Regions from separate parts of the Mus musculus genome. Here region 1 is linked to region 2. Evidence: chromatin loops called from intact Hi-C (ENCODE). Cell type or tissue: left cerebral cortex. All regions are shown on one strand. Each heading gives the region's core, and the rest is flanking DNA. Links, peaks and the distances in the headings are about the cores only. Region 1 has its middle 19 kb from the start of Stfa3. Region 2 overlaps Eaf2 (ELL associated factor 2).

Region 1 (16,287 bases), core at 3,759-11,758, 340 kb before region 2:
CTTACTCACACCTCCTGGCTGTATCCCATCTATCTAATTTCCCCTAAAACCCACAATTTCTCATAAACTTAAAAACATATTTCTCTATGGGATGGGTGCCTCTGCTGCCTATCAAATCTATTTCAAATTCTGAGAGTACGGTTCAAGTACTCAAGGGTCGTTTTGAACCAGAGATCCCTCAGAAATCCTTCCCAGCTCACGTGGTATCTCACCTCTTCCTTGGTTCCACCTTTGTCCTCAACACCTCACCCCCATCACGGCATCTCCCTTCCTCTGCCCCCTGCCCGAGGATAGCATCCTTCTTCTTCCATCAATTTACAATTCTGCTTTCTTTCAAATCCAACACTTTCCATATATTCTCTGGTTTCCCTAGGTCTTGGCTTACACCATGCATGCTCTATTACCTCATTCATCCCCTATAATTTTCTGTCTATTACACGTATCTCCTCTCTAGGAACTGACTGTAATCTCTTCCATGCAGATTGTTTTCTGAACTGTGACTCCAGCCAAGCTCCTAGACTATCAACATCACAGTTACTTATCAAACATGTGAGCAAGTTCACAGATCAACCACTGTCTAAACTAACAGCCTTCGATAGGCTTCCACAACTCTTTTAAGATGAAAGTCTCACTTTTTTTTTTTTTTTTTTTTAACAAGGTCTCACTTTAGCTCAGGGACTCACCTAGGCGCTAAGCAATCTAGGCTGGACTCATAGTCAAAACAATTCTCCTGGCAAACTGTGACCTTCCAGGTACCCGAAGGATAAAATCACTCACAAATAAAAACATCATGGAGCTAGTTTAAGGGCACTAAGTAAACACTAGTTAAACCTAAACTCCACACATCTCTAAACTACCTAGTGAGAAAGGCTCTTCCCTGGGCACTGATAGACAGCTGCTAATAATAATAAGAGTTTTACTGAGGATTCTCATGCAGTCAGTTATGATTTTATGCTAAACTAACCCGGCTGCCAGAGCTGATTTCCCTATGAGGTTACTCCATTTCTGAGTCCATACTACTTCAGAAGTTCACTGAGACCCTCAAAGAGCCTAACATCACCCCAGATCTGGACACACTCTAGAAATGCTTTGATCTCAATAAAGACAGGGCTGTCAGCAGGCTTCTCCACCAGCGGGGCTCCCTATGTCTTCTGGGAAGTGGTGTCAAGCTTTGTGGGCTCCACTGAAGCCCCTAGTGATGTTGTGACCCAGGGTGTGCCCCTCCTTGGAGTTCACAGCCACACGGGTGACTGGTTGCTGAGGGTAGCACCAGGCGAGCTAAGAGCAGATGGTGCATCGGTGGCTGACCTGCTGGCCCTGGCCTGAGAATGGAGCTCATCTACTGGTCCATAGTGGCAGCCAGTTAAAGCTGCTTTGACATCTGTGCAGCTTCCTAGAGGCCCTTTGTCTTGCCCTCTGCATATGCTGGACACCCTTGCCTGTACTTCTGTATACCTGGCTGATACCTTTTTATCCTTCTAGTCCACTATGGCCTGAATTGAGTCCTTGCAAGGGACCACCAGAATCTCTGAAGGTGGCTCTATTTGGAGAAGAGGCAATTAAATTAAAAGAAGTCATTAGGGTGAGTCCTAATCCAATATAACCAGCACCTTCATATATAACAGGGAAGGGAAAACCACATGGAGGTATCAAGAAGTAGATGAGTCAAACCTAAGAGAAAAGCAGTAAGAGAGGAGACACCCTGATTTCAGATTCTAGAACTTCTGGGTGGTGTTCCTTGGTGGCTCAGGCACTGGTCTGTGGCTCTTTGTTCTGGCAGCCCCCATTTAGGCTGAAATGCCATCTCCTCAGGTCACATCCCCTTCCTCCACTGTCTGTCTCTGAAGTAGACTCCTGTGATTGCTGATATTTAGCAATTCTTCCCATAGTCAAGTGGAATAACTCTTTGCCATCCCAACCCCACTCTGCTCCCCTCGACCTTTGTCTTTCCTTTTGTCTAACCCACAGATAGAATGCATCTGTTTTGTTCACATTTCATACTCAGGGTTCAGAAGACATCTCACATATTTCAGACAGTCAATACTTGAATGAATGGATGCAAGACATGAGTGGTTAAAATCTGGGAGGTTAAGTTAAGGTTAACCAAAAGTCAGCAATGGCTAGAGCCCCTTCGAGCAACATTGAGGATTGGGGGCAATTCAGAGTGGGAGGGGGTCTGTCTAAAAAGAACCTCAACCAGGTTACAGCTCTTGGTTGAATCACAGTAGGCAAAGAGAGAGAGACAGAGACAGAGAGACAGAGAGAGAAAGAAACAGACAGAAAGAGAGAGACAGAGACAGAGAAAGACAGAGACAGAGACAGAGAGATGCCTGGCAAAGATCACACTTTAACTCCAGGGCCAGTGGAAAATGCTGACATATGCAGATAATTAACAAGCTGCCGAAGGCCAGATTCATCAGTGACAGGAGAGTTCTCATAACTCATAGTTTTCTGGTTATGTTGGGTATCAATTGCCATGTCTCCCTCTGGGCACAGTGACACCGCTTTATCTTATCTACAAGACTGAGCAAGACAGGGCATCTGTTGACTTTCCAGGGAAGTCAGGGTGGGGAGTGTGAGCAAAGCCTGGAGGTGTGGGGTGGTGCCAGGCAGGATAAAATCTGTAGGCAGTCACACCAGACAATTGATGGCTTAGACTCTCAGGAAGCCAGCCTACATGACAAATCTAGAGCCAGGCATGGTGGCACGTTCTGTAATGCCAGCACTTGAGTTTGAGGCCAGCCTGGGGCGTATAGTGAGATTAGCCTGAGCTGTGTAGTAAGAGCCTGTCTTAAAACTAAACAACACAAACCAAAAGCAAAACAAAGAAACAACAACAAACCCAAACACCAAACCACTGACCCATCAGTCAAACACAGATCATGAGTCAGTCTGTTGTTTTGTGGGAGAAGAGAAAACAGTAGTGTCCTTTGGGTCTGAAATGAATGTGTCAGTGACTTACAGCTTATGTTAATTTTCCACAGGACAACCAGGAAATTGAAGTATGATGAAGGTTTTATTTGAGGAACAAGGATGTCCAGCCACAGTCCGAGAGGGTCTCTAGCGTGGTTGCTGTTCCTAATGATGGTTTTGTGGATCCTTGGTCTGTGCTTTAAAAACCTCTTAATTAAATTATACTACACAAATCAAAACCTCAGCAAGTCCTTTAGACTAGTTTGTTATTTGCTTAGTTATTTTTGAAAATTTCTTCATTTATATTTTATATGCATGAGTGCTTTGCTTGCATGTCTGGAAGTACGTCACATGTGTGATGCCTGTGAAGGCCACAGGAGGGCGCCAGATTCCTTGGAATTGGAGTTACAGACCGTGATGAGCCTCCAGGTGGGTTCTGGGAACTGAAGCCTGGGTCTTCTGCAAGAACACTTGACTGCTGGCATACCTCTCCAGCCCCCATTTGTTTGTTTTGAGACAGTTATGGCTGTGTAGCACAGGCTACTCTGAACTTGCTCCATAGCCTAGTCTCAAACTCGTGAGTCTCCTCTTTCAGCTTCCCAAGGGCTGGGATTGTAGGCACGAGCCACCTTGACCAACTATGTTTAGCCTTGTATTTATTTATTTTTAAGTTTATACTTATTTATCTGTGTGTATTTGTGTGTTTGTACAAGCAAGCGTGCACACACTAACTCACCGTGGCATCCATGGGGAGGGCAGAGGACTCCTTGAACGGTTCGGTTCTCCCTTTCCACCGTGTGAGTTCAGGTCACTAAGGTCATCAGGCTGCGAGTGTCTTTCTGGGCTGAGTCATATCAGCTGTTTAAATAACAGTACTTTTGGGTCAGAGCCATGGCTTAGCAGGTGAAAGAGCTTACCCTGCTCCACACATGTGTCATGACACAGGAATGCCTCCCTCCCTCCCTCCCTGCGGTAAATACAATAAAATATGAAATAGCAATTGTTTAGGAGCTAGTACTGTGGCCCAGTTGGCAGAGTGCTTGCTTGGCGTGCAGAAAGCCATAGGTCTCATCTCCGGCCCAGCACAACACCAACTGTGGTAGACCTGTGATTCCACTGCTTGGGAGACAGTCGGGAGGACCAAAAGCTCAAGATTACGACGGAGTAAATTCAAGGCCAGCCTGGGCTACATGAAATGTCTTAAAACCCAAACAGCAGCAACAATAACAACTCCACCCAATGACTTTATTTCTCAGACTATAAAGATATCATGAACATTGCAGAGATGTATATTTTTTAAAAATGAAGAGAAAGAAACATAAACATTCCTTCTAAATTCTGCTGGGAGATTTCCAGCCTCTTTTTTTTTTTTTTTTTTTTTTTTTTTTTTTTTTTTTTTTTTTTTTTTAATGCATCCAAGTACTACTGACCCTTCTTGACTTCAGGTTCTACATATATAGATTCAACAAACTTTAGATAAAAAAAGATTTGGGAAATGGAGCTGGAGAGAGGGCTCAGTAGTTAAGAGGACTTGTTGCTCTTGCAGAGGACCTGGGTTTGGATTCCAGGGTATCACACAAAAACCTGCCATGGCAAATTGAGGAGATTCAACGCCCTCTTCTGGCCTCTCTGGGTATTGCACGAATTTGGTACATGGACACACACATAAATAAAAATAAAATTAAATATTTGGAAAAGCAACACTGTACTGAGCATGCTGAGACTTTTTAAAAATTATGTTTCTGTAAGTACTATAAGAATGATTTACATAACATTTATACTGTATTAGATAGTAACATAATCTGGAGATGATTAAATGTCTATGGGAGGGTTTGTGTGAAACATACGAATACTAGGTCATTTCATGTAAATGTCTTGAGCAGCTAAAGATTGTGGAGTGCTCAGAAGTCTTGGGGGTCAATCCCCTCTAAACACTGAGGGGCTGGTGTCAGGCTAGCATGAAATTATGATTGCGTGGTTCACATTGCCTTTATTGTTTTGATTGGCAGCGTTCTTAACATATTCTTTCACAACTTGACATTTTATCCTTTGACTTTTCTGTGGCATCTTCTCCTTTCACATTTGTGTTCCGCTTGTCCTCATTGTTTGAGGAGAGGGATTTATGTATCAGACAGCAGTTAGACAGATGTTCTGTTTCTGCGTAAGAAAGACAGAGACTCTGATTCCACGTAGGAGTCTCGGGGCTGGAGACCTGGCTCAGTGGTTAGGAGCACTGACTGCTCTTCCAGAGGACACAGGTTTAATTCCCAGCATCCACATGGCAGCTCACAACTGTCTGTAACTTCAGGACCAAACATTTGTACAAAGACATACATGCAGATAAAACACCAGAACACATTAAAAAGGAGGGAGATTAAATCTAGAATAGAGAGGAAGCCGCATTCAAGAGGTCTGCTTGAAATGACAATGGAATTTGAAAATATTTCCCTCAGTTTAGGGGAAAGAAATGGCCAAATGTACAAAAATCTCTGAGGGCTGGAGGGAACAAAGGTCCTAGCTAAACCAGAGAATCTGGGTCGGCTGGCCCAGGGGAGGGGCATTGTCGCCAGAAGCGTCAAGGCTCTATCTCATTAGGGGCATTCAGTGCTCACAACCACAGGGCTCCTCTTTCCTAACAAGGGCCCCTTAACAGTGAAAGATGCTCGGTGGAGATGGGACATTTACAGTCCCTCTGTCCTCTTAGGAACTGTACCATGTCCCTAGTCACTGCTAGCTTCCACCTGCCTATAATGTAGACATTTTACACACTCTCGTGGGAAGTGTAAGCTCCCGCCGTCTTGTTATTGTGTCTGTTCTAACCACGTGTACCGTGTGACAGCTCAGCTTTCTGTTGAAAGGTGGGGATCTCGTGGTCTCTGACAAACAAGAGTGAAGAGCAAGATACGGATCATGATCGTTTTCATACTTTGCATATTGATCATATAGAATGGTAGTTCTCAACCTTCCTAATGCCGCAACCCTTTAAAACAGTCCTCATATTGTGGTGACCCTCCAGTCGTAAAATTATTTTTGTTGCTAATCCATACTGTTACAAAATACATTACAGTCCATGTCTGATATGAAGATGGCCTCAGGTGACGCTGTGAAAGGGCCACTCAACCCCTCCACCCCCAGAGCAATTGCAAACGACAGGCTGAGAACCACTGATGTAGAAAGACAGACCTGAGGGGAAGTCTGCCAGAGATCTTACCTGGAACTTATTGTTCTGAGAAGTCTGCTAATTAGTTATTCTCCTCTACACAGTTCCTAGAAAACATATATTCTTCAACAGTACAAAGAAGGGTTTTACCACTGGAAATTCAATCCTAAATACCTATAAGATGTTCAGACTCTCAGATGTCCTGGGTGGGAATTAAGGTAACCCTGTAAGAATAATAGCAGCTATGTGCTGTCTTTTTAATTCTTATCTAATAGGAACTTAAAAATGAGATGGAAAATAAGGTGCAGATGCAGTAAAAGGAGTCCAATCCACATGTTCTTAAACAGTGAAAACTATAGCAATTAAGCCACAGAGACAGCAGGATGGAGCAGGGGTTAGAGAACTGTCAGCCCTGGGGCATCACATGCTAAATCTAGTTCAGGTCTTTATTTTTAAATACCCCTTGAGCTAAGAAGAGGCTTTGTATTTTAAAGACTTTTTAATTTATTTTTCTCCCCAAAGATAAGCCCATATACTTACTTTATTATGTACAAAGCCAAAGCACAAGCTGGAAAATTGCAGTGCGGGGGAGGGAGGGTGGGGGTGGGGTGGCGGGTGTGTCTCCCTAGTTTCAATGGCTGTATCTTAGAAAGCTGTAGTCTGACTTTGTTACAAGTTGGAGTCTCACAATCTTCCTACCTATTCCATTTTTGCCAGGTACACCACAGGGATGGTTTAAAACAGCCTGCATCAGAAGGTCTTGAAGCTTGCTATTGTTTCTCTTTTCAGGCCCTGACGACTCTCCAGAAGTCCCGGCAGCATGGGTGTGGAGGGCGGAGGAAAACCCTGACTCTTAGTTCTTGATTTTTACACTGTTCTGAGTCAGGTGTCTGTTGTTTTCTTTCTGAGCATGGGAATCCAGCTGCCCAGCGAGCTCCCACTTCCCTGCAGAAACATCGGGATTATATATGTGATACCATACCCAGCCTTTACAAAAGTTTTGGCGATTTAAAAGCAGGTCTTCTTCACCCTTGCGCAGAAACCGCTTTACCTACTGAGCCATCTACCCAGCCACTTTAAGTCTTTTTGTTAAAAGTAGTATAGTGAAGTCAGGCAGTAGTGGCACACACCTTTAACCCCAGTGCTTGGAAGGCAGAGACAGGATGATCTCTGAGTTCCAGGCTAGCCTCTTCTACACATTACGTTCCAGGACAGCCAGGGCTATATAGAGAGACCCTGTATCAAAATAAAAAAAAAATCAGAGCAGTGACTGTAGAAGTCTGCTTGCAGCCCATCTAGACAGGAACCTGCTCATTAAACAGATGTTTCTTCTCTCATGGAATGGCAAATTATTTGTTCATGCCTTTTGTGTATTTTTATTAGGTTTTGTTCTTTGTCTCTTCTTATTCCCATTCTTTACCACTCCCTTCCTCTCCTTACATATTTACTTTTATCCTAACAAGAAAAATAAAATTTTTATGTATTAGTACAAAATAAAAATTCTGAAAGGAAAACTGAAGGAATTTCTCCACTCTTCGCAGGCTTCTCCTGCAATTCACATAAGCTCCACGAGGTGGCAGCAGAGCTCCTGGCTATGGTTTCTACCGCCCATTTAAATTAATTTTTGTGTCAATGATAGTTCAGATTTTTTTTAAAAAGTTTTTATTGATTCTTTATTTCACAACATGCACACCAGTCTTGCTCGTCTCCTCCATTCCCTCATATCTGCCCTTTAGCCTTGCAAATCCTACCCAAAATAACACACAGGATCTGTTCTCCTGAGTGCTGCCACCGGTGAAAGATGGGGCAAGTTCCCCAGAGTGTCACATCCAGTGGTGGGTGCGGGTTGGGGTGGGAGTTTTGCACAGCCTCTAGACATCCATGTGTTCCCTGGCAGCTGCCCCTACCAGGAACAGCCCCCACGTTCTCTAGTTGTTAATATGAGACACAGACACAGACACCCCGACCCCTGCTGCTATATAGCCATGGACTCAGACATGACCCTCAGAGGCAGCTCGAGCTGGGACCTCACTGTGGTCTCAGGTGACAGGGCTGGCCAATCACAACAGGCTACTCCTCTCCATCCTCGAGTGTCCAGTTCCATCTCCCTTCATAGCCCAAGCTGCTCCACTTCTCTCTCTCTTGTCTGACCACCACATGCTGGCACAGTGTGATGGTTCCCGCTGTGGGGCAGCAAGTGGCGTCCATGGCCCTCCTTTGCTGAGCGCGGCAGGGCGGGTCCATGGGTGGCATGGAGGACCACAGGTTTCTGTCTGTCTTTCTCCTCCTACGCTGGGCTGCCTGGGTTGGATTGGATTAGATTGGATTTTATGAGTCCTAGGCATAAGACAGCTTTGCCCACCAAACCGGGCATCAAGCTAGGATGAACAAAGGACTGCCATCAGCTCTGCCCCTGACTGATAGAAGAACATAACCAAAGGTGTCTTTTTGCCCATCGCCAGGGGGTGACAGTGCAGATTTTAACTGTATTTTAACTTAAAACACTGATTGAACATTTTAAACATTAAACTATTAATTATTATTTGAACCCAGGCACAGAAACTCAAACTTTTTTTTTAGATATATTTACTTTATTATCTTATGTGTATATGTGTTTTGCCTATACGTGCATATATATATATGCACGCTACATATGCACTCAGCTCTGCAGAGATGGGAGGAGGGTGTCGGAGTTCCTGGAACTGGAGTTCCAGATGAGGTGTTTGCACTGGGGTGTTTGCACGTCCTTAAAAGCTGAGCCAACTCTCCAGCCCAGTGTGCCACCACATCTGGCTGTTGTTTTAATACAAATAGAAATCAGATATTTTAAAAAGCTTAGAAAGAAACTTGTGTCTATGTGTCTTATATTTTTTAACCAATTCTTAATCTTAGACTAATTAGAATGTTTATCCTTTATTCCCTGTTATAGCTTCTTATAGATATGTTAGTAAGAAGGAGGTGGCTTAGCTCTGGGCCTTTAGAGTTGATGACTAACTTCTTGTGCTGTCTGTCTCCTGTGGTGTATGGGATGTTGACATATAGGTAATAGTGGTCCTGATTGCCTTTATCACTTGTCCATAAGTTTCCATTTTTTATTTTTAGAGTTTCATTTCTATCTGTTTTGTTGGCAAAATCAAGAAATGAAATCTATGGGTTGCTGAGAGCAAAAATCCCCCCTCTACCAAACTGGGCTTCATCTAGAGGGAAACCGTTTCCCTTGGTTCAGAGAGTGACGTCATCCTATGCTGTGAGTTTTCTAACTGGAAATGCACTAAAGCTAGTTTACATTTGCCAAAATCTGAACTACTGCAATTAATTTTTTTCTTTCTCTCTTTCTCTCTTGTTCTTCTTATTCTTCCTCTTCTTCCTCCTCCTCCTCTTCTTCTTCTTCTTCTTCTTCTTCTTCTTCTTCTTCTTCTTCTTCTTCTTCTTCTTCTTCTTCTTCTTCTTCTGGTGGGGGAAGGACTGGTGTTAGAACTTAGATGTACTAGGCAGGCTCTCTACCACTGAACTATGTCACCAACAATACTATTAATTTTATTTACTAATTTTTTACTCTGTTGGGGATGCAATTAATTTTAGAAAGAAAACTCTGTAGAAGGAATTTAAAACTAAAATGTAAAATTTGGAATAAGAGTTTAATAAGTACCTATGAATAGTTTTAGAAACAAATTCCCTTAGCTTTTTAAAAATTTAACTTTTTAAGTTTTCATATAAGTCTATTTTATATGTTTCATATTCCACAGTTTTTTTTTCTTAAGATTTATTTTATTTTCATTTGTGTGCGTGTGTGCACATGGGTGTCTGAGAAGGCCAGAAGAGGGTGTCAGCTGCCCTGGAGCTTGAGTTACGGTGATTGTAACCTGCCAGACACTTGTGATGGGAACTAAACCCTGGTCCTCTGTAAGAGTCATAGACCTCCTAACCTCTGACCTCCTAACCTCTGACCTCCTAACCTCTGACCTCCTAACCTCTGACCTCCTAACCTCTGAGCCACTCCTCCATTCCCTTCTCTCTAGTTTTTATTGTAGAATTTCCAAACACCCAGGCAGACTATGCAACAAAGACCACTGAACCACCGTGTAGATCAAACAATTATTAATTTCTGTGATATATATTTTAGTATTTATTCAGCTCTTTCTGAAACTGTTCATCATGCATTTCTTAAGGACAAAGCCATTCTTCCACACAATCAGTTTTCTGAAACCATGAGAGAATTCACGACACTTCCTAAACTTCTTATAAAACTCTGTTTATGGGCTGGAGTGTTGGCTCAGCCATTAAGCGCACTGGCTGCTCTTTCAGAGGACACAGGTTCAATTCCCAGCACCCTCATAGCGGCTCACAACTCTCTAATTCTCTAACATGCTATCTATAACCTTCTTATAGTCTCTGAGGGCACTATATACACACACAGTGCACAGACACACATACAGGCAAAAAACCCTATACATAAATTAAAATAAAATATATAAAATCTCAAAAAAAAAACCCTTTTAAGACTGCATTTGCATTTCTAGTACAACAAGCCACATTTGGTGACACTGAGTCCCTTTAGATTCATGTCACCTAGAAATACCTTTTATTTTATTTATTTTTAAAAAAGAAAATTGACAATGCTGGAGATTAAGCCAAGGCATAACACTTGATAGTCAAGTGTGCTACCACTCTAAAATAGTCATAGCCTTAATATGTAATCTTTAAAAAATATTTAATGTGTGTGTGTGTGTGTGTGTGTGTGTGTGCACCTGAGTGCATGATGCGTACCGCATATGTGTGGTGGCCTGAGGAGGTCAGAAAAGGGCATCAAATTCCCTGCACTTAAAGATGTAGATGTGGGGACTAGGAATTAAACACACACACACACACACACACACACACACACACACACACACACACACACACACACGAGCATGTGGTCCATTCCTCTAACTCTGGCACTCAGAGGGTAGGTGATTGTATGTCTCTGTAGGTGTGTATCTCTTCTAAAGGAGGCCTGCCAGTGGCCCTTTAAACTGTGTTGGCATCTTGGATTTATCTGATTTACCTTTGCAGTGTTTAGTTTCGTGACTGCCAGTTCCCAGCAGCATGTGAGGTTTTTCAGAAGTGGCCGTGGTTTGAACCCACAGTCTTTTGGTTTGAACAAATCTTTCATGGCTCAGGAAGACTTGTGACCATACACTGTCAGATCGGGGAACCTCCTCCCACACAGTAGGAAGCCAAGACCCTGAAAGGGTAAGTGTCATGGTTTCCTGTTGTTGCTGTAGTGTGTTACCACAGACCCTGAGACCCAGACCTCACATGACCCGGAAGCATCATTTCACGTATCTGGAGATCTGCTTGATTACATCATAGTGCCGGCAGACTGGAGGCCGGCAAACCAGCCTCGTTCCTGGCTTCCGCTTTCCTTGCTCTATGGCCACTTTCACCTTCAAAGTCTCTCTAATTCTGGCTTTGGCTTCCCTGCCTCCCTCTTTTACGTGAAAGGACTCTGGAGATAACATTGGGCCCACCCAAAGAACCTAGGACACACTTCTGATCTCAGGGTTGTCTGATTAACAACCTAAATTCCACATGCAACCTCATTACTGGCCATTAACATAACAGGCTTTGCGGGCCAGGACATGGACACTATTGGGAGCCATTTTGCAGGCCACTCAGTAATTAGGAGCTCCTTACTAGGACTTTAACACGGCGGTTCTCTCAACCTTTGGGGGTCCACTGACCTGTCGCCTCAGCTCATCAGAAAACACAGGAATTTAGTTACATTACAATTTACAACAGGGGCAAAACTGCAGTTATGACGTAGCAATGAAAATAATGTTGTGATTGGGAGTCAGCACAGCATGACAGACTGTATCAAAGGGTCACAGCGTTAGGAAGGGTGAGATTCTTTAGCACACGGTACTCTCAGGTGCTTGTTTTATACTGGAATTCAGCAAAGGGTGGGAAGAGCTGAGCTCTATCCAAGGCTTAGTGAAAGAGGCATTGCAAGGATCATATGGTAACTTTAAATTTGGACATCCAGGGGGAGACATCTGAAGGACAGCAGTAATCTGTTCACCTAAAGACAGTGGATTTTAAAATATATTTATGTTTATTTCATGTGTGTGAGTATTTGCCTGCATGTATGCCTGTGAATCATGTGGGGGGGGGGGGCATAGAGGCTGGAAGAGGCAGTCAGGTCCTCTGGAAGTGGAGTTACAGATGGTTTTGAGCCACCGTGTGAATGCTGGGAACTGAACGAGGGTCTTCGGGAAGAGCAGCTATCTTTCCAGTCCATTTTTTTGAGACAGGGCTTTACCCTGTAGCCCCTACTGGTCTCGAACTTACATCATCCCCTTTCAGCCCTCTTAGTGCGGGGATTATTGTCCTCTGGGCTGCCATTTATCCCAAAGCTTCCCCTGTGACATATCCTGTTTGCAATGTAGGTTCGATGTAAACACCTCATGTCTTCTTGTTTCAAAGGTTCATGATAGAGCTTTTGTTTTTCCTTCCTCTTTTGCTGTCCCAGAGTTCAACCTGAGCTCTTGCACAAGGTAAGAGGGCATGTTTCCCACTGGACTCACACCTCCAGGGAAGGCACACCTCTAACTGAACTCACACCTCCAGGGAAAGCACACCTCCAACTGGATTCACACCTCCAGGGAGGGCACACCTCCAACTGGACTCACACTTCCAGGGAAGGCACACCTCCAACTGGACTCACACCTCCAGGGAAGGCACACCTCCAACTGGACTCACACTTCCAGGGAAGGCACACCTCCAACTGGACTCACACCTCCGGGGAAGGCACCCCTCCAACTGGACTCACACTTCCAGGGAAGGCACACCTCTAACTGAACTCACACCTCCAGGGAAAGCACACCTCCAACTGGATTCACACCTCCAGGGAGGGCACACCTCCAACTGGACTCACACTTCCAGGGAAGGCACACCTCCAACTGGATTCACACCTCCAGGGAAGGCACCCCTCCAACTGGACTCACACTTCCAGGAAGGTACCCCTCCAACTGGACTCACACTTCCAGGGAAGGCACACCTCCAACTGGACTCACACCTCCGGGGAAGGCACCCCTCCAACTGGACTCACACTTCCAGGGAAGGCACACCTCCAACTGGATTCACACCTCCAGGAAGGCACCCCTCCAACTGGACTCACACTTCCAGGAAGGTACCCCTCCAACTGGACTCACACCTTCAGGGAAGGCACACCTCCAACTGGACTCACACCTCCGGGGAAGGCACCCCTCCAACTGGACTCACACCTCCAGGAAGGCACCCCTCCAACTGGACTCACACCTCCAGGGAGGGCACACCTCCAACTGGACTCACACTTCCAGGGAAGGCACACCTCCAACTGGACTCACACCTCCAGGGAAGGCACACCTCCAACTGGACTCATACCTCCAGTTCCTACTCCATCCTTTCAATCTGTTAGATGTTTTTTATAATGAATACAAAGTGATGCAGCTGTGTGTGGAAATGTGGATCCATCCACTGCAGCATGGGCAATCTACCAGTGTCCACATGCCCTAAGAAAAAGGATTCTCACTCCCCCAGCAGGCACCAACTATCAATTGCTCCTTAGTTACAGATGAGGTTTTGAGGTCCTTATCCATGCTGGAATCTTGGCTGGCTTTATTTGATTTTGTACAGGTCTTATGCAGTTAATCACAGCTTCTGTGAGTCCATTAGTTATCTTTTTAAACACACACACACACACACACACACACACACACACACACACACGGAGGTAGGGAGGGAAAGAAGGTGTGAAAAGCATGCAAATACAGTACTCAGGCATGACAGTTATCTTAGAGTTTCTATTACTGCAACAAAACACCTTGAGCAACTTGGGGAGGAAAGGGTTTGTTCAGATTACACTTCTACATTGCTGTTCACCAGCAACAGAAATCAGAACAGAAATTCAAGCAAGGCAGGAACCTGGAGCCAAGAGCTGATGCAAAGGACATGGAGGGAGCTGCTTATTGGTGTGCTTCTCATGGCTTGCTCCCCTGCTTTCTTATAGGATCCAAGTCTAGCAGTCCAGGCCTGGCACCACCCACAATGGGCTAGGGCATCCCCCATCAAGTACTAGTTAAGAAAATGCCCTCCATCTTGCCTACAACTGGATCTTAAGGGGACATTTTCTCAACTGAGGCTCTCTCCTCCCTATAGCTTGTGTCAGGTTGACATAAAACTAGCTAGCATGGCATTCTCAAGAGAGGAAGAGGAGGGAGAGGGCATGGTGCTGGGAGGGAAACATATTGGTGGGAATCCAGGGATAGTTAATGGGGGATAGGGTGAATATGTTCCCATTATATCACACATGTATGATAGTCTCAAAGAATTCAAAGCAAACTATTATTCAATCTTTTCTCTCTGGTCAACTTCTATGGAAGCTCCATGAACTCTTTTATGGATGTCAGGGGTCTCATCTTGGAGTTTCAATGTATTAGGGGCTTGGTGATAGATAGAGGGACAGCCTCAAGGAAACTTTGCCAAGTTGGACTCAACTCCAACAAATAGCAGTAGAGATTCTAAACCATTGGGTGTGGTATTAGTAGAAAATTACTAAAAGGGAATTTCAAAGTTAAGGCTAAAGTGAGCTGGTAGGATCATTGTTGAGGGCAGATCATGGTGGTCATCATTTGAAGGCGGTTGTATATTGTTCACATAAAACAGCTCCTGTTTCAAAGAGAATAGGGGGTGCCTTATTGCGAGCCACATGAGTGATCATGGCCTGGGAACACAGGTTCAGATGGCTCTGAGTGACATGTTCTGCCATGGAATAGTGACCCGTCCAGCAGGTCCAGTTATTCGAGGATCTCGAGGGGATCTCCTCCTAAGAACCAAATGGGGGGTAGAGAGAGACGAGGGTCTTGTACGAATAACGACACGGAAACCGTTCTGAAGTTGTATCAAGACCCCAATGTATTGAGAAAGGTCCAAGGTTTAAATGCACAAGCAAAGGGGGAAGTACAGATACTTATCAGTGGGAGGGGTAGGGCAATACAAGCAAAAGGGGAAGTAATTATCAGTGGGAGGGGTAGGGCAATACAAGCAAAAGGAGAAGTACTTATGGGAAGGGGGGCAATAGAAATTCTTTCTTTTGGCAGCTACACCGGGAAGCAGGAACTTGGTGGTATCAGGGTGTGGTCAGGACACCGGTGATGACCCAGGGCTGGAACATCCCGTAGTTCTTGGAATCCATGTGTCGGTGGCCCGCTTTTGACCCTTTTCTTCTCAGGGGGAGAGGCCCAATTCAGAGATCAGGACAATAGCGTTGCCTTAATGGCTCCCAACAGAATAGTCTACATAAAATTGTATAGTACAAATTTTACAAAGCAGCTCACTTGATAACATCACATTAGGGGGCGTCATGAGAGGGGCTACAGTAGAACGGGGTCTCAAATGTCTTAGTTTTAGGGTTGGAGTGGAACATGGTAGTGAGCTGACTAAGTTCAGTAAGTAACACATTCCAAACGTCGCCTCAGGGATATTTGGTCAGCTTCAGGGGTTGGCGTGAATAAAGGAACAGAAGGCAACCCATGAACATGTTGGCCTTTAATCTGCAACCGCTCATCTCACAGTCACAAAGTTCTAGTCAGCCCGTCTTCAGGGTCTTCGACATCTGTGCTGAAGTCCATCAGAGGACCTTTGTTCACAGTAGCAAGGGAGGAAGACTTCCCTACAGTGAGCCCATCCACCAAGGATGGAGGTTAGTGCTGAGGTCAAGAGGAGAAACCTGGCAACATTTGGGTCAAAGTACAACCTCTTTCATAGTGATTCTCCCAGCCTGTGAGAGCAAGAACAGCTCGGGCACTTGAGATGGAGGTGCGCTGAGTCTCCCACTGAAGTGGTTGCATCAGGGGAAGAACATTGAGTATCAATGAGTACCCATATTAGGTCATTTAACCTCTCTGGTAGCTATTGCTACTTGGGAGAGAGCTGGCCTCCAGGCTGAGAGAATTTAGAGTAGTGATTCTCAACCTTTCTCATGCTGTGACTTCTAAATACCTCATGTGGTGGTGACCCCCAAACATAAAATTATTTTCACGGCTGCTTTATAACTGTAATTTTGCTCCTGCTATGAATCAGAATGTAAACATCTGATATGCAGGTGGCCTTAGGTGACCCGTGTGAAAGGGTCACAACCCACAGGTTGAGAAAAGCTAATTTAGAGTTTATTCTTTTGTATGTTCCTATTC
Region 2 (16,287 bases), core at 3,694-11,693:
TAACTAAGAATTATTACTAAATTTAAACTTTAAAAGATTTAAAGAAACTTTAAAAATGTTACCTTATTTTGTTCATCTGTTTGTTGATGTGTATAGATCTGGGTGTGGCACATGTACATTTAAATTGCATTAGTCAGGTATGCTGCTCTATCTCTCTCCCCTTAGTCTTTGGAGGCAGGGTCTCTCTTTGATCCAGTAGCCTCCATGTTTTGGCTAAGCTGGAGGCCAGCGAGCCCATCATTCTCCTAGTTCAAACAGCTGCAGTGCTGAGGTGCTGAGTTCTCAGACACATACAGGGTGTCCGGCTTGCCTCTAGAGCAGTGTGGTCTGAACTATAATCCTCATGCTTACATAGTAAGTTCTCTTTACAGCTGAGCCATCTTTGTAGCCCCAATTAACAGACTTTTTAAAGAACACATCTCATAGCACAATTTGACTTAATCCATTCATTCTTTTTCCTTAGAAATGTATATGCTGGTAAAATAATTTCTTTCAATGCACCACCTACCTTGTTTTTTTCACAGTGATGTTGCTGCTGAGCTTTTCTAGGCGACATTCCCCAGTATCATGGTTAATAATCAAAATGCATTCTTTTAAGTAAGGTCTCTTGGAACCTTTGAAAACTGTGACTGGTGGAGTTGAACCCTGTTTAAGAAGTTATCATCATTACTTCAAATATCATAGTGATTCAATTGAGATGGGCATTGAGTTCTTTTTGTACTATTTCTTTTTAATCCGTGTTATATATCAAGTCACTTATAACTGGTTTAAACTTACTACCATAAAACCAACAAGTGTGGCTTAAAAATAAAAGTACAAAGACAGGGTTGGTTTTAAAAGGCTGAGATCAACCCAGATCTGGCCTCTATTTCTAGCTGCTCAGGAGGCACAGTCAGGAGGGTCCCAAGTTCAAAGCCTGTCTGGATTACAGAATGAGTACAAAGCCAATGAGGAAACTTAGTGGGAGCCTATCTCAAGATAAAAACTGAAAAAAAGGACTGTGGTACAGTGGTACAGCACTTGGCTAGCATGTATGAAACTTTAGATCCAGGTAGACTTGCGCACGCACACACACACACACACACACACACACACACACACGAGATCTCAAACCTGCCATCACTGAAGAAAGGAAAAGTAATTACCCTGAAATAGTTTGATTGTTCATTTTCACTAGGCAACTTGGATTCAATCTAATCTAATCTAATCTAATCTAATCTAATCTAAAAATACATATACAGGGAAGGAAACAGGACCTTTGAATCATATTCTCATTTTGAGATGATCTAGAAAATATCAATAAAGACCAAATCTTATTAATCCTCTTGTGTGACAACAACATACACTTTATTAAAATTTAAAAAGTTCTTTCTCAGCAATGCATACTGATTCAAGAAATGAGTTAAACTTTAGGGATTTTCTTTAAAATGTATCAGAAGGGAGTGGTAAGAGAAAAATTACTCAGAAACAGTTATGTTTTCTATTAAGTCATTCTTAACAAAAGGATAAAGAGAGAATGAGGAGATGGCTCATTTGATAAATGTTTGCCACACAAGCATGAGGACCTGAATTCAATTCCTAGCAACCACATAAAAAGAGTGCACAGTGGTACTTGCTCACAGTCTTAGCACTAGAGACAAGACAGGCAGGTCTCTGGATTTTGCTGGCCAGTTAGCCTTGTCTAGTCTGCTTATCTAGAATAGTAAGATGAATGGCTCTAAAAAAAAATGAAGTGTGAAAATTCTCTCTCTCTCTCTCTCTCTCTCTCTCTCTCTCTCTCTCTCTCTCTGTCTGTCTGTCTGTCTGTCTTGCGCACACACAATTAAAGAAACTCAGCCCATTACTATTATTCTTCAAATTTCCTTATTTTTGTCACTGTCACCTCCAAACACGAAGACATTTTATATTATTATTCTTAGTCTTGCATGAATAATTCCTAAACATGGTTCACCTGGTCAGAGCTCACAGGTTCTCACAGTCTCTGTATTTTAAGGAAGTTTAAGAGGTTTATAAACTTTCTTCTTTATCAAACCGAACAACATTTCTAATTTTTTAAAAAAATTAAAACTTATTTTATTTTATGTGTAAGGGTGTTTTGCCTATATACATGTCTGTGCAGCATGTGTATACCCAGTGTCCTGAGGTTAGAAGAGGGCATTAGATCTCCTGGAACTGGAGTTATAGACAGTGAGCTGCCATGTAGGTGCTGGGAATTAAACCTGGTACCTCTGAAAGAAAAGCCAGAGCTCCTAACTGCTGAGCCAGCTCTTCAGCCACACCCTTCCTAATCTTGAACATTTAATTTCTGCTCATTTCCTTAAAGTACCAAGTAATTATAAGTATATGAATTATCTTTGCCTGAAAATAACTACTGAATACTTCCTACATCTCCATATTCACTATTACCCACCTTGGGGACTCAATCAACATTTCACCTAGATTACTGGCATCACTTCCTCTATTCTCTTTCCAATTCTGTTACTAATTGTGTTAATAGGAAAATCAAACTTTATGTACTCAGGATAAGAGTCATATTCTACAAACCTATATGACTTTTTAATTTCTTCTCCAACACTCTAAATCAGAACGATGCATACCTGGTTTGTATGTGTGAAAGTTTAGACCTTGAATAGCTACCAAAGGCCTACAAATTATAGCCTTGTCATCTACTAAAGTGGTACTATCAGGAAATTGTGGACACTTAAAACAGTGGAGTCTGGTGACAGCTCTCTGGTTATTAGGGCTAAACCCCCGAGGCAGGTGCTGGAAGTCCAAGGCCTCCTCTTACCGTCTTATTTATATATTTATAACAGTGAAGCAACACTTTTTTTCTGGTGATGTATATTCCCACTGTGATGTGCAATAGATCAACGTGGCCATGAACTGAAACTTCTAAACCATGGTCCCAAATTACCCTCTCTCTTTATAAGCTGATTGTTCTCAGGGGTTTCTTATATTAATGGAAAGCTAACTAACTTAAGCAATAGGTACCAAGAAGTGGGGTCATTGCTATGACAACAGTTGACAATGTGGCAATACCAACAGAAAAAAATGAGATAGGAAAGATGCTGTTGGGTGAGGTTTGAGATAGAAATAGGATTCTGTTGGGAACTGACCTGAAGTCAACCTTGTTATAATACACACGATAAATGTACGCCTACATTTTTTTGACTATTCCCTGAGAATTTGCTGGAAGCTGAGCTTAAAGGCAGGTTATTAACGGAGGAAGTTTCAAGGCAGCAAATACCTAGATTATACCATGGATAGTTCTGGCTGCTTTTAGAGAGATTTATAGTGAGAACAAAAAAAAAAAAAAAAGGAATATAAAGATTTGGAAAGCCTGCAGTTTAGCTAGAATCAGAGCATTAAGAAAAAGCCATTGCTAAAAAGATTAATATTATTGGAAAGAAGTCAAATGCCTTCTACCTGATTAAAAGGAAAGACACCTTGGTGGCACCTCTGAAATTTATGAGGTCATAGGCATTAAGGACTCAATGATATAAAGAATGCAAATTTGTTCCAAAGACTTTCTAGGGCATAGTCTTTTGACAAGAGATTTCCAGGGCACCCTGCTCACTTAGGACTTCTTAAATGGGTGAGGAACTCAGAGGTTGTGGGTACCTCCATGACACACTCTAGCCTCATCTGTAGGATCTAGGCTTTGTCCACATGCAGAGTATAAAGGTTATGGGATCATGTAGGATTCCGGTGAGATTTCAATGGCAAGTCAGGTGTGGGGGTGGGGAACAAGTAGTGTTGTGGTAGTTCTGAGCCCCTGCAAGCAGCCCCTGACAGGATGAGACACAGAGGGAGCAGTGAGAGTGAGGCTGGAGCTGCAGTGGAGACCCAGGAGGGAAGAAGGCCGGAATGTGGAACACCTGCCTCCCTGCCTAGGGTATGATACCACAATCAGCAGAGTCCAGATGTGTGGCCCCGTGGGCTGCATCCATCAAGGCTGTGGGGGGTGGAGCTGCCTAAGCCCTTGGGATCCACCATCCTACCATGGTGTGCCCTGGATGCCGAGCATGAAGATTTAGAATCTAATGTCTATCTCCTGGGGGCTTGATCTCATTCCTTTTTGCTGTCTCCCTGTTCTGTCTTTTTGGAGGATTAAATATCTGTTTATTTTGCACCAATGGAAATATGTAACTTTATTTTTTATTTTTCAGACCTCACAGCTGAATGTGTCTCAGAGAGAACTATGGACTTCAACTTTTGAACATTTTATACTCTGGGGACTCTTTGGGGTGCACTAAAGGCATTTAGCATTGAGAGGTAGATGTGAGCCTTGGGGGAACAGAATAGGATGCTTACAGTTGGATCTGAAATGTTCCTGAAAGGGTCATGTATTGAAGGTTTGGTCCCTAGCTTGGTGCGACTGGGAGAGGAGGAATGTGCAACTGGGAGAGGTGGAAACTTGAGGAAAGTTTTTAGTCACTGGACAATTCTGTAGACTGAGATGTGAGGATTCTGGTCTTGGCTATGATATAAACTTTAATTTAATTTTATTTATTTTTTTGCTATGACTAAAAGTAGAAAAAGAAACCCATAAGTTGAATCTTTTCCCTTTACAAACTGATTATCACAGGCATTTATGGCATAGTAGAGATAATTGACTTAAAGTGGTCAGCCAAGAGGCATACTAATACATACACATATATATACATATATTTATATATATATGTTTATATATATATATATATATATATATATATATATATATATGAACAGCTTGTTTGAGAAAGAAAAAGAGATCTGGTATCCAGCATCTGTGGGCATCAGCATTTAAAGGGCATCCTTCCCCCCAACCCAACTCCCCCCTCACACACATACATAAAATTTAAAAAAATTAATATAAAATATGGACTTGCTGAGGGCTGGAGAGATGGCTCAGTGGTAAAGAGCACTGACTGATCTTCCAGAGGTCCTGGGTTCAATTCCCAGCAACCACATGGTGGCTCACAACCATCTGTAATGGAATCTGATAGCCTAGTATGATGTGTCTAAAGAGAGCAGCAGTGTACTCATATACATAAAATAAATTAATTAATTAAAAAATATGGACTTGCTCACACTTCTTTATTTTAAAGAATTTTAAATGTTTTAAAATCTCTGGTCTGAAACAATATTTTTGTTACAAACTAAAAGCCATTTTCACATTGAAACATGCTTTAAGATGTGAGCTCAAAGACTCTTAAGCATGAACAAATGAATTAGAACAGAACCTCAGGATAAGGGAATGAAGCCATAGTAGTATTAAGCAAAGGAATTTAGTTATTTATGTTTAATTAATTTTAAGTAGAAATGAGCTATATAAATGTATAATGTTAAACTAAAATTATTTAAAGAAATTTTGCAGCAAAACGTTGCATTAACAAAACTTAGGTGTCTGGCCGAGGTGGCAGGGAAGGGCAGTGGGAAGAAAAAGGGAAGGATCCTAGGAAAGACAGAAATATATCCCTAACACCCACCCGTCTTATATGATTTCATAATACCTGGAGAAACATAGCTTTCATAAATAACTGAGAGTTACAGGTTTGATTATGAACAGGAAGGGGGAATAAACACAAAATAATGATAAAAAATGGAAAGATACCTGATGTTTGGCAATACTCATAAATAATGTAAAAGGATAAATAAGGCAGGCTAGGAATGTAGCCTGCTTATAGACAGAGTACCTGCCCTACCATTTGCAAGGCCCTGGGTTCCACCCCAGAACCAATAAAAAAATAAAAGTTAAGGAGGAGCAAGGTGATGCCTGATAAGTTCTTCCAGTCATCTCTCTCTCTCCCTGTAGACACACCAAGCTGAGTAGCTGTTCATATGATAAAGGAAGGAAACACAGCAAGACCTCACCCTACCTGTTTTTAGTATAACAAAACAAAAGGACACACTGCAGCCTGCAAGAAGGAAAGAACTGTCAGAGCCACCTGCACCCCAACTGTAAGCAACCCTGCAGGGAGAAGCACACCTCTAGCCTTGGGTAAGGAGAGAGTGCAGTCCTCAGCCTTAAGAACCAACAGCAGGCTCATCCCAGTGAACCACAGTGTTGGGCAAAGCCCCACGAACCCTACCACGTGGCTAATACTGGGGCCTGAACCAGTGGACCTGTGTTAGGTCAGACAGCAGCTTGTTTCACCCACATCTCTTACAAAGTTAGTTGACAGAAAGCAGAACTCTTCCCATTGGGAAGCAGAAACTAAAGGTAGGACCCACCACAGTAAGAACTTCAGAAAAAAAAAAAAAAAAAACAAAACTGAAAGCCTTGAGTTCAAAGAAACTCTAGATTGGCCCTAGCATCAGGTCCAGACCTATGTGTTAAAGGAATTGAACAGTTTTGAATGCATCTGTTCTATGCACAATGTTGACTTAGGCTATAGTCATCTCCACCTAAGGTACAGGATTCTACAGCTGCAATCCAACTGACTAACACCCTTCATAGCTAAGACACTGTTTCTACCACCTATCTCTGTCCGCAGGCTGCATAGATATCACAAGGCCCAAGCTCCTAGAAAAGGCCATGAAACCTCAGATGTGGTTGAGATTTGTGCCCTAGTGGGACAGACTTGTGTTTTGATCTGCATCATCATCAGCTCCACTGTAAACACCAACATACCTTGAGGCTGCATAGGTCCTTGTAGTTTTGTGACTCTCATTATCTAGCTTAATAACACCAATGTGGGTGACCTGCAGGCTACCTTCCCAAACACTACCCTATCCTCAAGCTGTAAAGCTTATTTCAAGCCTTTTTTCTCGGTGAGAATAGGACATAATAGCAAGCATAAGGTTTTTGTTGTTGCTTGTTTGTTTGTTTTTGTTTTGTTTTGCCCTGGAACTTAGTGGTGGTAACACCTGACACTGGGTTAGGCCTGTCTGTGAACAACCACAGTTCCAGGAAAAAACATACAGTCTGCTTCTACTGGACCTCACTTTTAGCCAATAGCAGCTAAAACTGTTCTAGTAGCTCTGGATCTCAAGGTCCACAGCATCATAACACAGCCTTGGTCCTAACAGAGAGCTGTGCTGGTGGAGCATAGGCTCATAGCTGACTTGGTGGGATTGGTATTCACAGGTACCACATAGAAACCTAGGTTCACTCTATCCACAGTGAGTATCCAGAGTCCAGCAGAATCTTGTGTCCAATGACAGTTTACTGTGTATGAGGCAATCAGGCCTACCCTGGACCCAGGAATATACTTGTAGGAATAGATAAGTCTTTCCTGTACTCTGCTATTTCTTTTTTTTGTTTTTTAAAGATTTATTTATTTTATGTATGTGAGTACACTGTAGCTGTACAGATGGTTGTGAGCCTTCATGTGGTTGTTGGGAATTGAATTTTTAAGACCTCTGTCCTGATCACTCTGGTCAACTCTGCTCGCTCTGGCCCAAAGATTTATTTATTATTATATGTAAGTACACTGTAGCTGGCTTCAGACACATCAGAAGAGGGCGTCAGATCTCATTACAGGTGGTTGTGAGCCACCATGTGGTTGCTGGGATGAAGAGCAGTCAGTGCTCTTACCCGCTGAGCCATCTCGCCAGCCCACTCTGCTATTTCTTTCTGAACAGAACACCAATGGGGTATTTAATAATCTGGGCTTGGGCACCATCTAGTGTTGAAATGGTGGAAATGAACATGGACTCAGAGAAAAAGAGAAAACCTGTTTAGAAATTATGGAGGTGGATGAGGAGGGTCAAATTAGGAAATAAAATAGATAACAGATTGGTTAATGCCTTGATGATGTCACACATGACACACATCACCGACTGTTATGAAACCATGTATATTTAAAGCCATGTATATTTATTTTTAAATAAAGTGCTGGGAACTGACGAGGAGGGAATCAGTACAGGGAGTCCTCAGAATAAATAATCCTTCAATCTCAATGGAAACACAAAGAACTGGATCAACAGTCTAACAGAAAAGCTTAAAAGACGTGGGAACTACTTTTGAAAATAGAAATTCTTGAGCTGAAGTTGACTCAGGAAAATTTAAAACTGCTATATACGAGGTAAAGATAACAGGATAGATTAAACAGAAGAAACAATTAGTATGCTTGGAATTAATTGCAATGTTCACAACTGACAAGAAACTGACATAGATTACAGAAGGAATTCCAAAATCTCAATAGTGAAAACTAAACCCAATACCAATTAAAAATGATTCAATGATTTAATAATTCAATAGATTCAAATAAGCATTTAACAAAAGAAGAAAAACAAATAGCCAATAAGCACATGAAAACATGTTCAACATCGCTAACCCTATGAAAAGTCTGTAAAATGTGATTATTGCAACTATATGGAAAACAGTTTAGAGATTCTACAAAAAATAAGCAATAAAAACAAAAAATACCCCATATATATAGATTTACCTTACGCTCTAGCAATCCCAGTGCTAGATGGTAAGCCATAATAACCACATTTTCTTCATCCCTTCTCTAGACTGTGGCATTGTATTATTAGCAACAGAAAACAGACTGAGGACAGGTCCTGCTCAGGGCCATGTGTCACCATGAGAAGAAGACTGAGGACAGGTCCTGCTCAGGGCCATGTGTCACCATGAGAAGAAGACTGAGGGCAGGTCCTGCTCAGGGCCATTTGTCACCATGAGAAGAAGACTGAGGACAGGTCCTGCTCAGGGCCATGTGTCACCATGAGAAGAAGACTGAGGACAGGTCCTGCTCAGGGCCATGTGTCACCATGAGAAGAAGACTGAGGGCAGGTCCTGCTCAGGGCCATGTGTCACCATGAGAAGAAGACTGAGGACAGGTCCTGCTCAGGGCCATGTGTCACCATGAGAAGAAGACTGAGGACAGGTCCTGCTCAGGGCCATGTGTCACCATGAGAAGAAGACTGAGGACAGGTCCTGCTCAGGGCCATGTGTCACCATGAGAAGAAGACTGAGGGCAGGTCCTGCTCAGGGCCATGTGTCACCATGAGAAGAAGACTGAGGACAGGTCCTGCTCAGGGCCATGTGTCACCATGAGAAGAAGACTGAGGGCAGGTCCTGCTCAGGGCCATGTGTCACCATGAGAAGAAGACTGAGGGCAGGTCCTGCTCAGGGCCATGTGTCACCATGAGAAGAACACCAGTCTCTGGCAGAGGCTTAGTGAGGACAACGACCAAAGACTCAGTTTTTGCTATCAGCTGAAATAAGGGGCCTTCACTACATGGAACTGACACTGAGAAAGATGCTGTGCCTCAGAAGGTAGCACGTGAGGCTCTAAAGACCATGGGGATGGGCACAAATAATACAGAGAAGACAAGGACAAGAAGGCATCAGTGAGGGGTACACTGGGAGGAGCTTCACCATCAGTGGTGACATGGGTCACTTGGGAAGATTCTGCCCTCTGATAATCTCCCCTAGAGTCTTCTTTTGTAATTTTTTTATCTATTAATGTGTGTGTATCTGTGTGTGTGTGTGTGTGTGTGTGAGAGAGAGAGAGAGAGAGAGAGAGAGAGAGAGGCATGCCATTGTACATCTGTGGTCATTTATGTCCTTTCCCTTTCCCTTGGTCCCAAGGACTGAATCAGGTTGCCAGGCGTGCACAGCAACGCCCCTGAGCCAGCCATCTCTCCTAACAGTGTCTTCTAAGCCACTCCAAGTCAATGTGGAAACAGCAAAAAACGCTTTTAAAAATGCCAATAAGCATAACATTATTATGTAGCTGTGGATTGTGGTCTGTTTTACATACTTTACTCGTGCTAATTCATTTAATCGTTTTAACAACCTTATGAGACAATTGTTATCTTTATATGAAAAAAAAATGAGGCACAAAAGACTTTATAATTTGCCCAAGTTCACACCAAAGGGGGCAAAGGGAGATTTAAACGTGGGAAGTCTGATTCTAGATGTATGACTTTTAACGTCTCTGACATGGAGATATGGCTAGGTGTGCAAAAGAATGAAATAGTCAAGTGTTTAGTTACCCCAATCCAACCTAACTGCCTCCATGGGCCCACCACCTCTGAGGAATCTGTCACTACTTGCCGACAACCTCCTTCTTGTTCTACTTCTAGAATCGAATAGGTGCAGAATAGTGGACCGGAGATTAAAGTCCTGGAAACTAGGTAGCTCAGATGGAGAAGGAAACTTTGGGAGAAGCCAAGGAAATAATTTCAATCCTCTCTCTACATAAACTTCTGTCATTCCCCATTATACAGAAGACAAAACATCAGTTCTCTAAGGTGACCTATGAGTCTCCAGCTCCATGATTGGATTCCATCTTTACAAAGGCTCTTTTGTTTCTGTTACTTCGTGCGTGCTTTTCCACAGCCCCTGTAGACACTCTTACCCTCAGCTTATCAGGAAAGATTCTGCATTGTGAGGGAAGACAACTCTGCTCGAAGCCTCACAGAGTGGAGCAAGACTTTTATCGCTGGTATCCAGATTCTAACTCCCGTGTCTCTTTCCATCAGCATGTGTCACAGCCATGAACGAAGATTTGGAATGACGATAGCAAGGCCCCATTTTCTCAAATGATCTGAGTTTAAATTGAATTTCTTTCAATAGAACATGGGTGACACATATATTTGAGTGTGAACTTTATAATATTGTGATATGTTGGGCAAAGTTTACTTATAATTGAATAATCTGTATTTATATGTAGCATGTGCCCATGTTACATGTATACAATAAAGCAGTGCTAAGTAGAAATAGCTGTCATTTTGGACCTCAAATACTCTTCCTTCATATCAAAATGGGACTTAAGAGCAAACTTTGTAACTTGATATCTCTTATTTCAGGGGTTGTTTCTTGGAATAAGAGGAAATCTGAGAGGGAATCTGGATTAGAAGAAATAAAATCTCACTCATGCTTTTCTTTTCTGCATACCCCTTCACCTACTTGGTTAAGAGAGCAACTCTGTTTTGGGGGTATCTGTGGTTATCGTCTTTAGCCTGTCTGATGTCTGATGCCTCAGCTGCTCTGCCACATCAGACACACAGTCATCACCCTTAAGTCTCACATGTTCAGTTATCTGTCCAGCAGTTTCCCAAAGGTTTACTCGTGTTCCACAGTTATGTCATTCCTGTCTCGGAAATAGCTCACCCACACCTGCATGTCATGGTACAGAAGGCAGAAGATCTCATTGAGGAGTTTCTCCTCCCCCCCATAAAAGAGACAAATTGAGATCTTCCCTTTCTTGACAAAGCTAGAGAGAAGAGTTGGAATTTTTGGTTTTGTATGTTTTTGGATTTGTAGTATCTTCTAAAGAGGATCTCAATTCTGCCTTCGAATTTGTTTACTTATGGAGCTGGAAAGATAGCTCCTTAGTTAAGAGCACATACTGGTCTCACAGAGGACCAAAGTACAGTTCCTATCTCCCTTGTTGGGGGTTCACAACTGCCTATGATTTCAGCTCCAGGTGACCCAATGGTCTCTTTTGGCCTCCACTAATACCTCCATTTAAGTGTATAAACACACACACACACACACACACACACACACACACACACACACAAATACACATCATTTTTTAAAATTAAATTAAATCTTTAAAAAATATTATTGTAGTTCAACTTCATCTACAGCATATCAGAAGTCTCAGAAGGAACATTTTGTCTGTTAGTCCACCTTTAACATTAGTGGTATCTGTGCTTGTTTGCTAAGTGTACAGGTACAACGTGCACTCTCCTTAAACAAAACTGAAACAGGCTGGACAGGAAAGAGCTCAGAGAGCCTCTTAGGACTCCACATTCCTCTCTGTCCTCCTAGCCCCTCCCCTCTGTGTGAAAGGTGACTCAGAGAACTTGAAACTTGCAGATGTTCAGAAGGAAGCACTGGAGAAGAGCAGGCCCCGCCCCACCCCACCCCCCACTTGCCTGAGGCAAACAAAGGAGAACAGCTACCCAACCAAGGCCCGTTAGAGAAGGTGTCAGATGGTTTATGAAAAAAGCAAGGACCCTCACAGTTGCTTGCTAGGCAACTCTACTGCAAATGGGCATGAGCAGATATGATCCCTGGGACGGAATAAATTAGTGACATGGCCAAACAATAGGATTTTAGAACACAGAGGACCTGTTCTGCCAGTTAATTATAGGAGAGAGATTGCCCCTCTCTGGGCCTCTTCCTTCTAGTTGAAACTGGAGTGACAATATCTACTTTTCCAGATGATGAACATTAAAGTCCTGGAGTCGATGCCTGGCATGGAGTGAGCAATGTGAACGAGTATGCTCTTGGATAAGATGGTGAACCACACATCCCACAGGGGTAAAGTCCTGACTGTCATCTATTAGTTTTGTACTTGGGGCAATAGGAGTAAGCTCCTAGTCATTGTTGTAGAGAGTTGATGAAATTAATACATAAAAATCACTAAGCACAGTGTGTGAGACCAGCCACACCACATCCAATAGATGTTTATCATTAGTATTTAATATTTTAAAAAATATTTACAAAACTTATAAGTCCATAGTATTTAACTGGTCTACAGATTTCATTTTTATTTGTTTATTCTATTTGGTAATAGAGAAAGAAAATAAATGGATTTTAAAATCTACCTTATTAACACACACACATATACAAACCCTATCAGAAATCAAAGCTATTCTTATTTTTTTAAATGTTATTTTATCTATTTATCTATTTTTTTTTTCTTCAAGATAGGGTTTCTCTGTGTAGCCCTGGCTGTCCTGGAACTCCCTTTAAGTAGACCAGGCTGGCCTTGAACTCACAGAGTTCTACCTGCCTCTGCTTCCTGAGTGCTGGGATTAAGGGCGTGTGCTACCACTGCCCGACTAATAATTTAATTTTTTAATTATGAGTGTGTATAGGTTTGTGCACGTGAGTGCAGATGCTTGTGGAGGTGTCTCGAGCCAACTGAAAGGTGGTGGTTACTTCCTTCCATTGTTTTGGGTTTTGTTTTTACATTTCAGATATTTATAAGCCATAGGTTTGAAAATATAGACCTCACCCGACAGTCATTTGCATAAGATGATTTCTATTGAGAACATGATCCAATGTGGTAGATTATAACTCTTCACTAGGCAGGATAAAAGTGAGCAAAATAATTTATCAATATATAGAAGAGATGCCATAGCAAAGCAATAGAAGGGATGAAACGGGACGTTTGTAACTTGAAAAACAGATATTATGTATGGCAAGGACGGCCCAGTTGGAATCCTGGTGCAAACTAACCATCACTGGCTAAGACTACCACAGCCTGAAACTACGCAACAGTGGTCCCCACTGTGAACTTAAAGCCTTTCAGTCACTTTTATAATGAAGTGGCTGCATTCCTTTGAGTGTCTAGGGATGGGAGGACATGAGAGGAATTTGAGTGAAGGAAGCCAAGGAGGGGCTGGAGGCAAGAAAGGGGGTGGACAGTATAACTACTTATAGTAAAAACTTGTTTTCAAATAGTATAAAAATAAAAATAAAATTGAATGGCTCATTCAGTTTGCTCCTTAATAGGCACTATAGAACAAATAAGGTTTGATGCGTCCAAATAAATTTCCAAATGGCATAAAAACACCAGAATCATAATAGAGGATTTGAAAAGCTAGTTTATCCATGACATCTCATAGTCAATTGATTTTTCATTTTCTTCAGTTCCTAAGGAAACAGATGAGAAATATTCAATACGAACTCCCACACACATACAAAGCTCTACCTTAAGAAAACCTTCAGAAGCAGCAACTGACTCCATCTGATATAGTGGTGGGGTCTCAGTAAGTGGTACTGAATTACAAACTAAGAAAAAGAGAGCAGACTAGAAGATAAAAACTGCTATACCTCTAACCACGACAAGCTAGCTTACTGATATATGTAAGACACTGTAAAGTGGCCAACCGCAAACTATTCCCAAAAAATTAAAGGCAAGGTGTCTCAAAAAAGTGCATTTAAAAAAATATGTTACACAAAGTTATGGAGTTGTTTTTTTCTATAACTTTTTCTATAACGGATGAAGTCACTATTAAAGAAAAGCAAAAGAAAACTCTAGATAATAGGAAATTTCTAGCTCAAGGACTGAATTAAGAAAACTTGTATTTTATGAAAGTAATATTGGTTGCAGTATTTGGATACACTTGGAAAAACCTAAAAACAGAGAAAGTGTTTGGGTAAGGGGTCCAGAGCCTAGAAGCTGAATCTGAAGAGTCCAGCTCCTAAACAGCAGAGTGAGCATCCCGAATTCACAATTCAAAAGTCTGAAATGCTACAAAGTGTGCATCTTTTCAGCTCAAACATAACAGCACAAGTGGAGAACTCTATACTGTAAATTGTTTCATCTACTGAGTTATTGTGAGTAATGCATAAAATAATCTTTTGGCTAAGTATATACAGCATATGGAAAAATAAATAAATTTTGTATTTCACTTATAGGATCTATCCACAAGATATTTATTACATATTTGCAAATACTCCAAAATTAAAAAAAAAAAAACTAGAAGGCCCAAACAAGTATTTGTTCCAAGAATTTGCATAAAAGATGTACTTAAAATAGGAATTCTATAATTCTATAATCATTATCCCTGTAATCACTTTCAAGTCATTGGCTATGATATTCCTTGAAACCATTAAATGAATTAAAGTACTTTAAAATTGTTTCAGCCAAAGTTGATTTTGCTTCCTCTGTATAATATTCATCATTTTAACCAACCATCATTATATGAATGGTATAAATATTTTCATTGATATTTAGTGGAAATCCTTTAGAACAGACCTCTTTCATCTTCATATAGAGAACTACTTACTTCTATATTTGGAAGAGTTATTGTCACCTGTTCACCTTTGCCAACCTCAAGATTTCCTTCACAAGAAGTATCAATAGAAGCAGGTTTGAAGTCATCTAAAAATAGATATAAATATCAATGTTTATAAGATAGACAATGTATTACTCATGACTGTGAACAGAGAGTGACAGAAGCAGCTAAGAGGATTATTTTGACTCACTGGGTAGTTTTGTTTTAACTACTTTTATTGTATGTGTATGCATGTTTTGTTTCCTTGTATGCACGCGCTGGAGCCCAAGGAGGCCAGAAGAGACCAATGGATCCTCTGGCACTGGGGTTAGAGATAGATATAAGTGCCATGTTGGGTAGTTAGAACCAGATCCAGACCCTCTGGAAAAGTAGCAAGTCCCTTCCTTAATTGTTAAGTCCCTTGGGGCACTGTTTAAAGAGTACAATCCATCAGAGCAAGGAAGGGATGCCAAGGTCCACACTGGTCAGGGAACCGTAAGCATCAACATCATCCAATCCTAGTTTAAACTAGCATGTTTTCTGATATTTACTCCCAGTAACACTTGACTACTCTTGGTGGGTGGACCCACTTGAATAGAAGACCTTTCTGTCGTCACTACTTATTAGCTCATCCTGTGACAATAACAAATGATGTCACTGAAACAGGAGATTTACTAATTATTAACTCTTACATAGATATAAATTATAATGCTGGTGGTAGCCCAAATCCAAAATTAACTCTAATGAGTTATTGAAGATCTCTGCAGTGAATCTTTGTTGCTAAAAGTTGTCATTGTTACATTTAAGCAAGTTGCATGCATCAGTACTCCTCGTACATAATTGAATAGAACTCATAAAAACTAATGGTGGCTATTATTTATTCTTTACCATGTTCTAAATACCATGTTAGATTCTTTTTTATGTTACCACAACCTCTCTAGGAAAGAATCCAAAAAGGTAGATATTACCATTTTCACCTATGAATACTGTGGTTGAAAGCTTAGAGACTGTTCCCAAAGTCACGTTACACACAGGTTTGGTGAAGTTCAGGGTTCACATACAGGCTTATCTGAAGCATTCGTATAAAAGATAGGCAAGATTTATCCCATATATGAGACAAAACAATACTTAATCTCAAATAGCATTGGCTTGAGTGGTTTAAATTAGGTCCACCTGCTCTGCATAAATGTCAAATACTATATGATATAGTTTCCATTCCTTACGAGTTCTTGAGACTGAGGGGACACTGGAAATGAACCTGTTCAAATAAACCTAAAAGGATTCTGTGTAATATTATACTTAATTGGATAGGGTGGGGCGGGGGGGGGGGGAGACAGTATTTTTTTAAGTCTTCTGCAGGACTAAGGGTGGAGTCTAAGCTTGTTTACTGTGCTTGTGATTATGCTTTGTCTTTTGGCATATGCTTGTTTATTGTCATTCTTGTGGCTCGATTATCCGACTCTAATTTGGAAAATATGTTTTCAACATCTTAAGAACTTTTGTAAAGCCGGGATGTAGCTCAGCGATAGAGCACTTGACTAGTATGCACAAAGCCCTGGGTTTGAGTTCTAACGCTGTAATTAATCCTGTAAAGAACCCATAAAT

The links. A loop is a pair of places that touch in the nucleus more often than their neighbours do. Peaks named below come from ENCODE experiments on the same cell type or tissue, not always from the same donor. Only the 100,000 strongest peaks of a DNase experiment are listed, where the experiment ranks them.
Region 1: it touches region 2 in a loop (12-fold over the local background); 38 of 42 quality-filtered maps call a loop at or near these places.

Annotation. Positions count from the first base shown.
Region 1 is chr16:36,465,757-36,482,043 of GRCm38, forward strand. No RefSeq gene overlaps it. Among named protein-coding and RNA genes, the nearest start is that of Stfa3, 19 kb to the left of the region's middle. In left cerebral cortex, for the core only: CTCF peaks have their summits at 4,529 (motif pointing left) and 7,638 (motif pointing right); DNase peaks (open chromatin) are centred at 4,514, 7,654 and 7,933.
Region 2 is chr16:36,809,964-36,826,250 of GRCm38, forward strand. It overlaps Eaf2 (ELL associated factor 2), which reads right to left. Exons shown (of 6, transcript NM_001113401.1): 2 at 14,695-14,789; 3 at 509-645. Among named protein-coding and RNA genes, the nearest start is that of Eaf2, 10 kb to the right of the region's middle. In left cerebral cortex, for the core only: a CTCF peak has its summit at 7,575 (motif pointing left); a DNase peak (open chromatin) is centred at 7,545.